2 separate regions of the Homo sapiens genome follow, and region 2 is linked to region 1. A link is a loop called in an ENCODE intact Hi-C map of the cell type or tissue named here. Cell type or tissue: adrenal gland. All regions are shown on one strand.

Region 1 (8,000 bases):
TGACCAAAGCATTTATTTTCATTCCATTTACATAGGAGGTGGCATTGTAGAAAATAAAAACTTTCTCAAAGAGATATGAATTAAAGAAAAGTTAGAGTAAGGTGAATACTTATTTAAACATACCTTTAGAGTGAGGGTAAGCCCCCTTCCCAACCCAAAATGAACTGAATGAGAGAGAAAAAGAGGTCCAGAGTAGTTTGTGGAGCGATGTTTCCATCTCTAATGCCACTCAGCTCAGGAGCAGGCTTCAGACACTGCCTTTATCTTTACAGAAAGCCATGGGAAGGGAAATGTCTGAGGTAGAGCTCAGCGTTGGGCATCATATGGCTAATCACTCAGAGGTCACTAATCACTCTCCCTTTTCTTGTTTTTCAGTGAACGAGATAATTGGGAGAGACATGTCCCAGATTTCTGTTTCCCAAGGAGCAGGGGTGAGCAGGCAGGCTCCCCTCCCGAGTCCTGAGTCCCTGGATTTAGGAAGATCTGATGGGCTCTAACAGTGCTTACTGCAGCCTTGTGTCCACCACCAACTTCTCAGCATGTTTCTCTCCTTGGACCTTGGGTTTCCAACTCTGCAGCCTTCAGGTCTGGGGCCAGGAGTGGGACCCACCATTTGTGGGGAAAGTAGCATTCCTCCACCTCAGGCCTTGGGTAGATTTGGCAAAAGAACAGGAGCAGCATAGGCTGTTTGAGCTTTGGGGAAATGAACTTTGCTTTTTATATTTAACTAGGATACTTTTATATGATGGGTGCTTTGAGTGTGAATGCAGCAGGCTCTCTTGTTTCCGAGGTGCTGCTTTTGCAGGTGACCTGGTTACTTAGCTAGGATTGGTGATTTGTACTGCTTTATGGTCATTTGAAGGGCCCTTTAGTTTTTATGATAATTTTTAAAATAGGAACTTTTGATAAGACCTTCTAGAAGCAAAAAAAAAAAAAAAAAAAAAAAAAAGAAAAAAAAAGAAAAGAAAAAAAGAAAAAGAAAAAAATATCCCAAGCCCACACCTATGCCTCAGAAAGTCAGCATGTGTCCTGAAGACGTTCATAGATTTATAGGAAATAAAGCCAAATGTAGCTCATACCTCTTTATAAAACTAAACTGTTGTTAGATAAAATGAGAAGAGACCATTCCATCATTGAAGTGTTGGAATATAAAAAGACATTCCAGAGCATAGCCTTTTGGTAACTTTCTAGGTAATCTTGCAATCTCTCCATACTGGCTCCATGTTGAAATTGCTTTTTCCCTCAGGACCCTGGGTAAGATGGCTACATTTAAGGTGACTCTGAATGGTGGGGTTCTAGCTTGGTCACTTTCATTTCTTGCCATCATAAAAACTAGTAGGCTGTGGAGTGCGCTTCCTGTTTGTGTCATCTGGTCGTAGAACCTTTTCCAAACAGAAGCATCTGCCTTTGGCTGTTCTGTGACCTTTGAAGCCAGTCTCAGTGGTTTAGGCAGCTTTGCAGTTCTAACTCTAGCTAGAGGCCAGGCTGTGTGCAGAGCTAAAGCACAAATGAGCAGTACATCAGCATGGGCAGAGAAAATACAGGACTCCAGATGGGAAGGTTTTAAGAGTCACACTGGCATGGAAGGCTTATCTGCCATTCTATTTATAGCCTGAAATGATTCTGGCCTACCCTGTCCTGTCTGTATGATCTAAAAACCAGCCTTTTCCCCAGAAGGCTCTGAGCACATCCAGAAGTGATAACCTGACCCTCCACACCAAAGACACCCTGGTGCTGCTGCTGGTGAGACTGGTGTCCAAGGCAGGGCCCAGCAGAAACTGCAGCCTGCTGTCTACCAAAGGAGGTACCCGAGTTGGGTACTTTAAAAAAAAAAAAAACCTGCCCTTACCCCTCTCCCTAATGGGATTTTTTTTACCTGTTCCTGGGCCCATTACAGAGCCTCTGAAGTTTGCAGTATGCTTTCAAATGAAATAATATACTTCCATTGATTCAGGAAGCAGATTTTTTGAGTGCCTATATGTGAGACAGTGTGCTGGTTGAAGGCCTGATGCTGTTATTCCAGGAGACTGCAGGCCCTTGATGCCAGGACTCTCTCTACTAAGGCCAGTTCAGGTCTGGGAAAGGGAGCTGGCCTATTGCCCACCACCTGTTGTCAGTAGGTTAGGAGCTGTTGACTCAGGATGAGGAAGTATGGTCTTTAAAAAAAACAAAATATATTTTAGATTTCTCCCCTAAAGTTAGTTAGAGAAAAAGGTCTATTCTTCAGCAGATCACTGTGGCCCCTCTTGGAGCTGGGTGTTTTCAAATTTTCTTGAAAAGTGAGTTGTGTCACAGAATGTGGATAGTGAGATTTGCTTCTGGGCCTGTGGTTGGACGCCCACAGCTTCCTTTGGAGGGGCAAGAAGTTGGCCTCTCGGTTGACATTCCAGAGAAATGGCCAGACTTGCCCCTACCCTTTTGCCCCTGGTGTAGCTGCCTCACATGAGGTTATTGCAAGAGTTCCCCTTGCAATACCCTTTGTGCCCTCAAGAATTAAAAGCCTCTATGATCCAGAGTTGCTATGCACCAAATTTTGATGCCTTCTAAATACCTTGATGCCTGTAGCACTAGAAATGCTTTCCTATTTAAAATAAACATTAAATTTTAAAATAGAGCTTTGTATACTATGTAAGCAGTTTTATATCAGCTTTGTAAAAGCTTTGGTGTTAAGAGTCAATATTTTTTGGCTTTGTAGATAAAGACTTAAATTTTTGTGCAACATAGTGGTGTTAAAGCACACATCCATTGGACTATGCAAATCAATTTCTACTAGCAGCACTGAGCAACTGGGCACGTGCTAGTACGCACCCCCTCCTACTCTAACTGTGCTAGCTCTTGGGTTGAGGAATGGAATGGGTAGCCTTCTGCTTACTGGAGATGCACAGAGAAACATGGCTGAAAACAGCTTTAAAAAGAACATGTCTTTGGGTTCATGTGTGGTGCTGCTGCCCGGGTGTAAACTATCCCCACCCAGGGCCAGCCATTATCACCAGACCTCTTCTGGGCCTGGCTGTGAAGCCCTGTTTTTGGTATTCAGAATGGATCTTTAAGGCTCAGATGGGCTCAAATTGAAACCTTGTGTTTTATAAAATGGATGTTTAGTAAAGGAACTGGTTCTCAGTTATGTTTACAGCACTTGGAATTGTGTGTTCTTGTACATTTTGTATTTTAAAACCTTTTATGGGAGTGCAGTGCTCCTTACACAAATACAAAGGGAAGAAGAGCCAGCAGTTGAGGCTCCTCAGTTTTAGTGCTGAAATAATAAACAGTGACAGGTCAACAGTATCCTTAATCTGTCTGAGTGTTCCTCCGCCTGGGGTTGGTGTGGAGCCCCTCACTTTGGGGCAAAGTTAAGGGTCCTGTGTCTTTTAAAAAGTCCATTTGGTCAATAACTTTTCATTTAAGGAAGAGAAGATCGAGTTCCAAATTGCTTCCGAGGCTTCAGTTCTGTACCATTTAATGCGTGCAAAGGACATTCCATGGTGTCTGCTGGGTTCAGGGCAACTGGCTTTCCCAAGGCATACAAGAAAAGTTGGCAGAAAGTCCTCCCCTTTAAAATTCAAGCCTGAAGGTTTTGTGTGGGGGCCTACTGCCCCCTAATGTCTTCTGGTGATACTGCAGCACAGTCCATCAAAATAGTTTGTGGTTTTGCCATCTGTTACTCCTTATGCCCACCTGGAGAGGGGCTAGCATCTTTAGGTGGGACCACCCCTGGCACAACATGGTCTCTGAGGTCCAGATACTCTGAGGGTAGGGGCTGGCTCTCTCTGCCTCCCTATCCCCTACAAGAGGGACAGGGAGAGGTAGAACATTGGGATCTTTACTCAGAGGCTCAGATGGACCCTTGATTCTCCCAGGAGTCATACATTGAAGGTACCAGAGCTTCCATTTTATAAAAGAAAGCAAGCCTGCCGTGGACCTGTCAGCCCCACGATATCTGTCGGCATGGGCCACAGCCAGGACAGACTTAAGGGCTCTCCAGGTGCCAGTCAAGATGCCTGGCTCAGGCCATCAGGAGCTGGTTAGCCCCATTCCACCCCCAGCCCTGCATGCAGGGTCCAGCCATTGTCTTTGGGGGAAACAGGCAGAATAAGTGGAGGATGGAGCTGGGGCTTGGGCTCCTCTAGGTACCTTCTGAGAGCTTTGACAAGCCAGAAAGAAGCTACCAGGTTGAGGGTGCTGGTCTTCTGGACTCAGGAGAGACATGTTCGCCGAGGATATCAGCTGGCTCTTACCTCCTGGCTTTCTCTCCTACAAACACACCCATTCCTTGGGGGCTTGTAACACAGTGCGAGGTGGGTCACCAACAGGCATCAGACTGGTGTAGTCATCAGCGGGTAGCTACAGAAGGGACACAGATTTAGGGCAGAGAGCTCAGCCAGACCCGCCAGGCCCTCCGGCCACACAATCTCACCTGGTAGGCCTGGAAGACGCTGAGCAGATCCTTCATACCAGCCGTGTATGGGACACCCTGCATGCGGACCAAGGCTCCTGACTGGGACAACACTGAGGTGGGAGCAGAGGCCAGGGCAGCAGTGGGTGTAGTGAGGTAGCCCACAGTGGTGGGGGAGACTGGGGGGCTAGGGTGGGAGAGACAAGGTTTAGTCATGCATGCCACCTGTGGCCTAGACCGAGACCTGTTTCCCTCCTCCCTTGTTTCTGCCTTGTGCTTAATTCAGTTCCTCCCTGAAGCCCCAGCCTCTACAGAGTCATTTTCGATCTGTTTTGTAGATGGCATTAGCCAGCTGCCACCTTACTCCCTTGTCATCTCAAGGGAGGAGTTATCTGGTCCAGAAAGGGGATCGTGACCTTTCCCCAGATTGGGACAGGGAGTGGGACTGTGATATTCTCTTAGCTGCAGGGTACCTTGGGTAGTAGGCTGTGTAGTTCAGGTAGAGTTGAGTGGCTGGCCCTGGATAGTAGGCAACAGGGGTGGGGGCAGCAGGCACCCTGGCAGCTGGGAGCAGTGCTGAAGAGGGGTATAGAGCTGCCGTCTCCGTGGGAATGAGCGTTGGGGTGGCTTGGAAGGTGGTGTAGGTAGGTGGTGAGAGGCCTAGAGACGGAAGTAGAAAGTGCATGTGCACGGAGCCCAGCACTGCCCTGGGTGGGGTAGCCAGAAAGGAGTCCCCGCTATAGAAGGTAGGGGCTTACAACAGCCTGGCTACCACAGGCCTCCTCCTCCCCTAGCCCCTAGGGCACTCACAGGGCAGCTTGCAGGGTGGAGGGGACATGCCACTGCGGCCCAAGGTGCCCCCCATCAGCACTCGGCTCATCTCCTCTGTGGAACAGGGGACCACCTCCACGTAGCGCTCCTTCATCACCTTCTTATGGCAACGCTGAGCAGCAGCTAGGGCTCGCTCTGCTGATGTCATCTGAATGAAGGCATCGCCCGATGGCCGGCCCTGTGCACACCATCTTGTGAGCAGTTTGTCATGTGTAAGAGTGCCTTACCCCTAACACACACCCCTTCCTATTTATGTGTTCCCCCTACCAAGCAGTGGCTTCACCTGCTGGTTGAGCACCATGTGTACACCGTGGGGCCGAATGTCAGCTGCTGCCTCCCCCAGAAAGCTCAGGATGTCTTCAATGGTGGCCGTGTAGGGCAGGCCTCGGAGGCGTACACAGTCCCTCCCAGTCCCAGGTGCCAGTGGGAAGGGGATGGGCAGCAGTGGGGCAGTCAGTGTAGGAAGGAGTGGGCCGGATGCATAGCGGTTCAAGACCTAGTAAGGAAGGCAGCAACAGGCTGGTCATGCCAAGTAGGGCAGGGACACAGAGGGCCGCCCTGGAGTAACAGTACATCTGGGGGTGGGGAGCCCTGGGCGCTCACCTGCTGCACTTCGGCTGCAGTGCTCCGGAAGAGTTCAATGTATCGCTTACCCAGCATGCCCTTGTGCCTGCGCAGTGCAGCCTGTGCCAGCTCCTCACAAGCAAAGAGGGCGAAGGCATCACCAGTCGGCCGGCCATCAGGATGGCGCACAAAGAGCAGCCCCTCGGTACCCCCAGTCACTGGGCACTCTGGCCCCAGGAAGCCAAGCACGTCCGTTGGCCCAGCCGAGAAGGGCAGTCCCCGCAGCCGCAGGATCACTTGGTCTTCCCGTGACAAGAAACGAGCCACCTCTAGTGATGTGCCTGTGTATGAGAGTCGCCTGCTGACTTCACTCATGCTCCTCCAGACACTCACCCATGCAGGGGAGCAGGCAGGCAAGGGGTGGTGGGGAAGTGAAATGGATCAAGAACCAGGGGAGCCAGGCCCTGTTTGCAGTATACTCACCCCCTGCAATCTTTACAAACTCCTCCCCTGTCGCTTTATACACCTGTGGGTACAGAGAGCAGCAGCCCATGGGTCTCAGGCCTGACTCAGATTGGCCCTGCTCCGCTCCCAGCCCAAAGCCCCACCTCAATATAGCGGACGCCCATGTGGTGCTTGTGTCTCTGCAGCGCTAGGTCCCGCTGCTCGCTGTCCACAAAGCGGATGAGGGCCTCGCCATTTCTGCGGCCCTGGGCGTTGAGGCAGAGTGCTACACCACCCCTGTGGAGCCAGTGCTGTTAGTGCCTCCTGGGTAGGCCTGTCCAATTGGGCCCACCCACCCTGCCACACCCACCTGGCCACGTTGAGCCCTTTGAAGAAGCGAGCCACGTCCTGGTCTGATGACTGCCACGGCAACCCACGAGCCCGTACCACAGTCTCACTGTCCACCACATCAGCCTTGCTGCTGTAGGGGCAGGGCACAGTGCTGTCAGAGCTATTCAGCTGTTGTCACCCCCAGCCCCTGCTCCCACACTCACCAAGGCCCCGTCTCGTATTTCTGCTTTATCACCTCGGGCTTCGAAAACAATTGACCTGAGAAAAGATGGCCTGGGGGTCAGCAGGGTCTGGTGGAGAGGGGTGTCCCCACCAAGTTCTGCAAAAAGTGGACAATTGAGAGAGATGAAGAAATGACAGGCCGAGCACAGTGGCTCACGCCTATAATCCCAGCACTTTGGGAGGCCAAGGTGGGTGGATCATTTGAGGTCAGGAGTTCCAGACCAGCCTGGCCAACATGGTGAAACCCCATCTCTACTAAAAATACAAAAATTAGGTGGGCATGGTGGCAGGCGCCTATAATCCCAGCTACTCTGGAGGCTTAGACAGGAGAATCGCTTGAACCCGGAAAGTGGAGGTTGCAGTGAGCTGAGATTGTGCCACTGCACTCTAGCCTAGGCTACAGAGGGAGACTGTCTCAAAAAAAAAAAAAAAAAAGAAATGACAAAGAGGATTCCCCCGTGGTCTCTTAGAGAAGGTCACAGTGGGGAGGAGCAATAGGCATTTGTCATCCCTGAGAACAGGTGACAGGCAGTGAGGGAAACCTTACTGCTGGGCTCTTTGAGTAGATGGAGGATAACAGCTACCATTGTCTTGACTTCCCAGACCCCAAAGTCATCCTCTGTGGCATCTGTCTCCAGTCCTAAACCTATGGGCAGAGAAGTGACAGTGAAGACATCTTAGCATAAGCACTAATCCTGTTTACTCCTGGGCCCAACTCCCCTCCATAGACACATGCTGGAGACCAGCATACACATTTGTTTTGGCCCAGTTCATGTGTGCACATACAGATTCCCAGTCCAGACATAGACAGACACATACCCACATTCCAAACTCATCCTAGCACAGACACGAAGACACAGTACACTCAGGGACTTAGCAGATAACGCAGTCTTGTATGTGTCCATATTACCCACCCACAGCATGCACATACTCAGACACATGTACCCACAGTGGCTTCTCCACCCTAACCCTGCTGGGTCACAGATACCCTGTGCCATGGTGGCCACAGTGAGGTCCCTGGCAGGGCAGGTGCTTGGATGCTGCATATGGAATTCTCTTCGGAGGTCATAGAAGGAGAAGAACATGTCGGGGAGCACCAGGTTCTGGGGGCACATAGGATTGAGGATGAGCGCCCTGCCCACCCTCAGGACAAGAGGGGTTCTGGGAACCTTACTGACCACCCCACCCCACCCGG
Region 2 (8,000 bases), 250 kb before region 1:
GTATTTCATTTCATTTCATTTCATTTCATTTCATTTCATTATTTCATTTCATCTCATTTCAGTTTTGAGACGGAGTTTGGGTCTTGTTGCCCAGGCTGGAGTGCAATGATGCAGTCTCGGCTCACTGCAACCTCCACGTCCCGGGTTCAAGCCATTTTCCTGCCTCAGCCTCCCGAGTAGCTGGGATTACAGGTGCCCGCCACCATGCCCAGCTAATTTTTGTATTTTCAGTAGAGATGGGGTTTTACCATGTTGGCCAGGCTGGCCTTGAACTCCTGACCTCAAGTGATCCTCCTGCCTCGACCTCCCAAAGTGCTGGGATTACAGGCGTGAGCCACCGTGCCCGGCCCCGAAAATGAAATTTAAGAACAATTTTTGTTGGGGATCATTATTTTAGCTTTTTTTCCTTCTCCAAGAGACAGAGTATCTGTCACCCAGGCTGGAGTTGCAGTGGGGTGATCATAGCTTGCTGCAGCCTTGATCATAGCTTGCTGCAGCCTTGAACTTCTGAGCTCAAGCGATCCTCCTTCCTCCACCTCCCAAGTAGCTGAGACTATAGGTGCAGTGCCACCATGCATGGCTAATTGTTATTTTTTATTTTATTAAAACAAATTTTTTTTTGAGACAGGGTCTCACTGGAGTGCAGTGGCACCATCTCAGCTCACTGTAGCCTCGACCTCCCAGGTAAAAGTGATCCTCCTGCTTCAGCTCCCTAAGTAGCTGGGAGGGACTACAGGCATGCACCACCATGCCCAGCTAATTTTTGTATATTTGCATTTTTTTTTAGAGACAGGGTTTTACCATGTTGCCCAGACTGGTCTTGAACTCCTGAGCTCAAGCGATCTGCCCACCTAGGTCTCCCAAAGTGCTAGGATTACAGGCATGAGCCACCACGTCCGGCCTTATTTCTTTTTTAGAGACGTGGTTTTTTTTTTGAGACGGAGTCTCACTGTGCCACCCAGGCTGGAGTGCAGTGGCTCCATCTCTGCTCACTGCAAGCTCCGCCTCCCGGGTTCATGCCAGTCTCCTGCCTCAGCCTCCCGAGTAGCTGGGACTACAGGCGCCCACCACCATGCCCAGCTAATTTTTTGTATTTTTAGTAGAGACCGGGTTTCACCGTGTTAGCCAGGATGGTCTTGATCTCCTGACCTCGTGATCCGCCCACCTTGGCCTCCCAAAGTTCCGGGATTACAGGCGTGAGCCACCGCACCGGGCCGAATATTTTTTTCTATATATATGTTAGTATACAGACACAAAAATGAGAGGTGACAGCGTGCTGGCAGCCCTCACAGCCCTCGCTCCCTCTCGGCACCTCCTCGGCCTTGGCGCCCACTCTGGCCGCGTTTGAGGAGCCCTTCAGCCCGTCGCTGCACTGTGGGAGCCCCTTTCTGGGCTGGACAAGGCTGGAGCCGGCTCCCTCAGCTTGCGGGTAGGTGTGGAGAGAGAGGCGTGGGCGGGAACCGTGGCTGCAGGCTGCGCTTGCGGGCCAGCTCGAGTTCCGGGTGGGCGTGGGCTTGGCAAGCCCCGCACTCGGAGCGGCCAGCCGGCCCGGGCAGTGAGGAGCTTAGCACCTGGGCCAGCAGCTGCTGTGCTCGACTTCTCGCTGGGCCTTAGCTGCCTCCCCGCCGGGCAGGGCTCGGGACCTGCAGCCCTCCATGCCTGAGCCTCCACCCCCGCCGTGCGCTCCTGTGCAGCCCAAGCCTCCCCGACGAGCGCCAACCCCTGTTCCACGGCGCCCAGTCCCATCGACTGCCCAAGGGCTGAGGAGTGCGGGCACACGGCGCCGGACTGGCAGGCAGCTCCACCTGCGGCCCCGGTGCAGCATCCACTGGGTGAAGCCAGCTGGGCTCCTGAGTCTGGTGGGGACTTGGAGAATCTTTATGTCTAGCTAAGGGATTGTAAATACACCAATCAGCACTCTGTATGTAGCTCAAGGTTTGTAAACACACCAATCAGCACCCTGTGTCTAGCTCCGGGGTTGTGAATGCACCAATCGACACTCTGTATCTAGCTAATCTAGTGGGGACGTGGAGAACTTTTGTGTCTAGCTCAGGGATTGTAAACGCACCAGTCAGCACCCTGTCAAAACGGGCCCATCAGCTCTCTGTAAAACAGACCAATCAGCTCTCTGTAAAATGGACCAATCAGCAGGATGTGGGTGGGGCCAGATAAGACAATAAAAGCAGGCTGCCCGCTCTTTCAGTAGCAACTTGCTGGGGTTCTCTTCCAGGCAGTGGGAGGTTTGTTCTTTTGCTGTTTGCAATGGCTGTTGCTGCTATTCCGTTTTTGGATCCATACTGTATGAGCTGTAATACTCACTGCGAAGGTCTGCAGCTTCACTCCCGAAGCCAGCGAGGCCATGAACCCACGGAGAGGAACGAAGAACTCCGGACTCGGCGCCTTGAGACCTGTGACACCACGAAGGTCTTCAGCTTCACTTCTGAGCCTGCGAGACCGCGAACCCACCAGAAGGAAGAAACTCCGAACACATCCAACCATCAGAAGGAACAAATTCCGGACACGCCACCTTTAAGAACTGTAACACTCACCGCGAGGGTCTGTGGCTTCATTCTTGAAGTCAGTGAGACCAAGAACCCACCAATTCCGGACACAAAAAGACCCCAGAAGAGTCTACACATCAAATGTTAGTTAGCAGTTATCCTCTCGGGAAGAGATCTACCTGCACCCTGATCAGTTTGCATCTCATTTCTTTATTATGGTGATACTGGCTAAGGGAAATCATGGGTAGTGCTGGTGAGGGCTAATCAGGGTCATGGGGGTTGGGGGAGGCACCACAGCAGTAGCTGAACCTTGCTTCAAAGGTCTGGATCGGGCATGGAGGAGTGGAGAGGGGATCCAGGGTTGGCTAACAGCCCAGCAGAGGTCTAGTTTGGGCATTACAACAACTGTTGTGGAGGAGGCACAGGTGGATTCTCTAAGGCATGGAGTTGAGGGACAAGATCAGACTAGGTCTCTTGGTCCTGAGAGCATGAGGGGGCTTGGTCTGACACGTTATTTCACCTGGGGCAGAAATCCTCCTTAAAGACAATACAAGGCTAGCTTCCAGCAGCTCCTCGTCATTTCCTGTTGAAAAAATCCTGGTGCAGGGGAAATAGATCTCAAAACTGCATCTGGGGCCGGATGCGGTGGCTTACCCCTATAATCCTAACACTTTGGGAGGCTGAGGCGGGCAGGTTGCTTGAGTCTAGGAGTTTGAGACAAGCTTGGCCAACACAGTGAAACCCCATCTCTACTAAAAATACAAAAATTAGCTGGGCAGGGTGGTGTGTGCCTGTAATCCCAGCTACTGAAGAGGCTGAGGCAGGAGAATCACTTGAACCTCGGAGGCGGAGGTTGCAGTGAGCCGAGTGCATTGCACTCCAGCCTGGGCAACAGAGCAAGACTCCGTCTCAAAACAAACAAAAACTGCATCTGGGTCAGCGCAGTGGCTCATGTCTGTAATCCCAGCACTTTGGGAAGCCAAGGCAAGCAGATTGCTTGAGTCCAGGAGTTTGAGACCAGCCTAGGCAACATGGTGAAATCCTGTCTTTACTAAAAATACAAAGTATTAGCCAGGCGTGGTGGTGCGCACCGGAGGTCCCAGCTACTCCAGAGGCTGAGGTAGGAGAATCACTTGAGGCCAGGAAGTTGAGGCTGCAGTGAGCTGAGATCGTGTCACTGCACTCCAGCCTGGGCAATGGGAGTGAGACCCTGTCAAAAAAAAAAAAAAAACAACGCTGGGGATGGTGGCTCACGCCTGTATTCCCAGCACTTTGGGAGGCCAAGTTGGGTGGATCGCCCGAGGTCAGGAGTTCGAGAGCAGCCTGGCCAACATAGTGAAACCCCGTCTGTACTAAAAATACAAAAAAAATTAGCTGGTCCTGGTGGCAGGTGCCTGTAATCCCAGCTACTCGGGAGGCTGAGGCAGGAGAATCACTTGAACCTGGGAGGCAGAGGTTCTAGTGAGCTGAGATCGCGCCACTGCACTCCAGCCTGGGCAACAAGAGGAAATTCCGTCTCAAAACAAAACAAAAAAAACCCTGAATCTGGGTAGCATCTGAACTTCCTGGGCCAGTTGCTGCTGAGAAAGGCCAATGACACAGACCGAATCTAAATTATCTTCCCTCTGCGTCTGTGTCTGTCTCTTGTTTTTCCACCTGGGCTCCCTGATAAGTGGGCATCCCCTTCTGGGCACCTCAAGAAGGGCCTTGGCCTCTGGCGACCACTTCCCCTTGTTGGTTGCTGTCTGCTCCTCCTCATGCCTGGGGGTTAATGGCCAAGTGTGACCCAGCTGCTTCTAGCTTTGGTTCTCTCAGGAAGGGCAGAGAAAGGTCATGTTTATTTTGGTCTCCCATAAATCTCCCCGGCCTGCCCAGAAGGTCTTTATTTAAGTGACTTGGAACAACATGAAGAATGGCAACTTTGCTAATAGTTTAAGAAAAGTGCAGAAGCATTGCATGTGCACCTGTTTCCTATATTATTATTATTATTATTATTATTATTATTATCATTATTATTTTAGCTTAGTTTTGTTTTGTTGTTTTTGGGTTTGTTTTGTTTTGTGTTTTTTTTTTGTTTTGTGTGCTACTCTGTCACCCAGGCTGGAGTGCAGTGGCGTGATCTCGGCTCACTGCAACCTTTGCTTCCTGGGTTCAAGTGATTTTCCTGCCTCAGTCTCCCAAGTAGCTGGGACCACAGGCGCGTGACACCACAGCCGGCTAATGTTTTGCGTCTTTAGTAGAGATGGGGTTTCACCGTGCTAGCCAGGATGGTCTCGATCTTCTGACCTTGTGATCCGCCCGCCTCGGCCTCCCAAAGTGCTGGGATTACAGGTGTGAACCACCGCTCTCAGCCTATTATTTTAAATTGTTTTGCTGGGCATAGTGGCACACGCCTGTAATCCCAGCACTTTGGGAGGGCAAGGTGGGTGGATCACTTGAGTCTGGCAGTTTGAGACCAGCCTGGGCAACATGGTGAAACCTCGTATCTACAAAAAATACAAAAATTAGCTGGACATGGTGGTGCGCGCCTATGGTCCCAGCTACTCAGGAAACAGAGTGGGGAGGATCACTTGAGCCCAGGGGGTTGAGGCTGCAGTGAGGCATGATTGTGCCACTGCACTCCAGCGGTGACAGAGACCCTGTCTCAGGAAAAATAAAAAAAGTATTATTTTAATGGGCAGCCCCCAGAACTGGAAGAGGTTCAGAGGACTCCCTATTTCCTACATTAGACATGTGAAAAGGACAGGGCATGAAGTTACAATTAATTTTTTAAATGTTATCAAAATAATACATAAGCACAGTTTAAAATGTTTGCTTATGGTTGGCTAGGTAAATCAAAGTTACCCTACTCCATCTGGGCACAGTGGCTTACTCCTGTAATCCTAGCACTTTGGGAGGCCAAGGTGGGAGGATTGCTTTAGTCCAGGAGTTCGAGACCAGCCTGGGCAACATAGGGAGATCCCTGTCTCTATAAAAAAATTTAAAAATCCTCCTTCTAAGTGAAGTAATGAAAAAAAGAAAGCTGGCCGGATGCAGTGGCTCTAGCTTGTAATCCCAACACTTTGGGAGCCCGAGGCAGGTGGATCACAAGGTCAGGAGTTCGAGACCAGCCTGGCCAATATGGTGAAACTCCTTCTCTACTGAAAAAAGAAAAATCAGCTGGGCATGGTGGTGCATGCCTGTAGTCCCAGCTGTTCAGGACGCTGAGGCTGGAGAATCGCTTGAAATCGGGAGGCTGAGGTTGCAGTGAGCCGAGATCACGCCACTGCATTCCCGCCTGGGCGACGGAGCAAGACTCCATCTCAAAAAACAAAAAGCCAGGCCCGGTGGCTCACACCTATAATCCCCCAGCACTTTGGGAGGCCGAGGCTGGTGAATCACCTGAGGTCAGGAGTTCGAGAGCAGCCTTACCAACAAGGTGAAACCCCATCTCTACTAAAAATACAAAAATTAGCTGGGCATGGTGGCGGGCGCCTCTAGTCCCAGCTGCTCGGGAGGCTGAGACAGGAGAATTGCTTGAACCCGGGAGGCAGAGCTTGCAGTGAGCCGAGATTGTGCCACTGCACTCCAGCCTGGGTGACAGACCAAGACTCTGTCTCGAAGAAAAAAAAAATCCAGAAAGCTAAAATAAAAATAAATTAGCTGAGTGTGGTGGTGCACGCCTATAGTCCCAGCTACTTGAGAGGCTGAAGCAGAAGCTTCATTTGAGCCCAAGAGTTCAAAGCTGCAGTGAGCTATGATTGCGCCACTGTACTCCAGCCTGGGTGACAAAGTGAGACTCTGCCTCAAAAGTAAATAAATAAATAAATAAATAAATAAATAAATAAATAAAAAGAGATGAGCTACTCAGAGGGAACACGGAATAGGGTCCACCTCCTGCCACCGGATCCACCACTGTTTTCATCCAGTGCTGAGCCCAATCACCTGGGTCACCTCGGGCTCCTGTCAACAGTCTTTCCTTAAACAACTGGTGGCTGAAATGAAGGATCCCCCACCAACCACCAGCACTGGGAGACGATGCCACCAGTCCCCATTGCAGAGAAGGAAACTCAGGTCTGTTTCTATGTCCAAAACATTTATTTCAGGAAATATTTGTGCCTGCACAACAGGGGAACTTTGTGGGGTGTCTGTGGCTTGCTACAGTGACATCTGGCAGGACTAACTGGGTCATCAGAGCCACAGAATAAGGACTGGGAAGGTGGCCACAACTGCAAGGACTGGGGCCATGTGGGGGGAGGACTCTGAGACTGACCACTTGGCTGGTAACTTGGCTGTCCAGTGTATGGGAATCTCAGTGAGTTCCTGGCCTGAAGTCAGACTCTGTCTCTGACGCAGACGTGAGAGGTCGGAGTGGCAGGAACTGCTCAGCTGCTCATCCGGGAACTTGTCCTCCAAGGGGCTTTGCCATTTGTTTTCTTCCTGTACCTAGAGGTGGCAGTCGGTGCTCAGCTTCCACAGCTCTCCTTGATACACTTGCTCAGACCCCTCGGCTACTCTCTTGCCCAGCCCAGAGTACCTTTTCCACTTGTCTGAAGACCCGCAGCAGGTTTCCACGAAGGACACCCTGAAGCTCTTCCTCACTCCAGCCACGACTCAGCAACTCCTCTATCAGGACCGGGTATGTGGACACGTCTTCCAGCCCCTGAGGGAATCTGTGTGGCCACCAGCTAGTGGGTTTCAGACCTGATTCCCTGATCATGACTCAGAACCACAGTCCAGGGTCTATGAAACCCCAGCCCTGGTCAGGTATGGGAAGTGGAGACTTGGAGAGAGTAGGTAATTCTCCTCTGCTCTTTATCCTTCAGAAGGAGGCCTCAAAACCTCCTTGAATATTTATCAAAACTTATTGAATCATACTATTAAGATCTATGCCTTTTACTGAATGCAAATGATCCCCCCTACCAACCAGAGTTAAAAAGAAGAAAATGGCCAGGTATGGTGGCTCACACCTGTAATCCCAGCACTTTGGGAGGCCAAGGTGGGCGGATCACTTGAGGTCAGGAGTTTGAGACCAGCCTGGCCAACATGGTGAAACCCAATCTCTACTAAAAAGACAAAAAAGAAAGAAAGAAAGAAAGGAAAGAAAGGAAAGAAAGAAAGAAAGAAAGGAAAAATAAATTAGCTGGGCATCATGGCGCACACCTGTAATCCCAGCTACTTGGGAAGCTGAGGCAGGAGAATCGCTGGAACTCAGGAAGCAGAGGTTGCAGTGAGCCGAGATTGTGCCACTGCACTCCAGGCTGGGCAACAGAGTGAGCCTCTGTCTCAAAAAAAAAAAAAAGAAAAGAAAAAAAGAAGAAAAGGCCCAGTGAGGTGGCTTAGGCCTGTAATCCCACACTTTAGGAGGCCAAGGCAGGAGAATCACTTGAGTCCAGGAGTTCAAGACCAGCCTGGGCAACACGAGACCCCATCTCTGCCAAAAATAAAATTATCTGGGCATGATGACACATGCCTGTAGCCCCAGCTACTTGCAGGCTGAGATGGCAGGATTGCTTGAGC

Evidence for each region. Hi-C counts contacts between places; a loop is a spot of excess contacts. Peaks named below come from ENCODE experiments on the same cell type or tissue, not always from the same donor. Only the 100,000 strongest peaks of a DNase experiment are listed, where the experiment ranks them.
Region 2: a loop joins it to region 1, with 3 times the contacts of the local background. A loop is called at or near these places in 63 of 110 quality-filtered maps.

Annotation. Positions count from the first base shown.
Region 1 is chr16:68,225,975-68,233,974 of GRCh38, forward strand. It overlaps NFATC3 (nuclear factor of activated T cells 3), which reads left to right. Exons shown (of 10, transcript NM_173165.3): 10 at 376-3,285. The coding sequence ends at 497. ESRP2 (epithelial splicing regulatory protein 2) reads right to left here. Exons shown (of 15, transcript NM_024939.3): 4 at 7,794-7,908; 5 at 7,353-7,451; 6 at 6,787-6,841; 7 at 6,603-6,713; 8 at 6,397-6,529; 9 at 6,272-6,314; 10 at 5,828-6,129; 11 at 5,508-5,720; 12 at 5,204-5,402; 13 at 4,867-5,053; 14 at 4,415-4,580; 15 at 3,059-4,341. The coding sequence ends at 4,252. It overlaps MIR6773 (microRNA 6773), which reads right to left and starts at 7,525; the gene lies at 7,452-7,525. RefSeq lists an enhancer at 1,463-1,512. In adrenal gland, CTCF peaks have their summits at 2,412, 2,653, 3,618 (motif pointing left) and 3,822; no DNase peak of the experiment used is centred here.
Region 2 is chr16:67,980,835-67,988,834 of GRCh38, forward strand. DPEP2 (dipeptidase 2) reads right to left here. Exons shown (of 11, transcript NM_022355.4): 10 at 7,018-7,153; 11 at 6,560-6,926. The coding sequence ends at 6,672. Among named protein-coding and RNA genes, the nearest start is that of DPEP3, 4.3 kb to the left of the region's middle. RefSeq lists silencers at 3,870-3,969, 4,092-4,386. In adrenal gland, no CTCF peak of the experiment used is centred here; a DNase peak (open chromatin) is centred at 4,213; H3K27ac peaks cover 2,581 bases.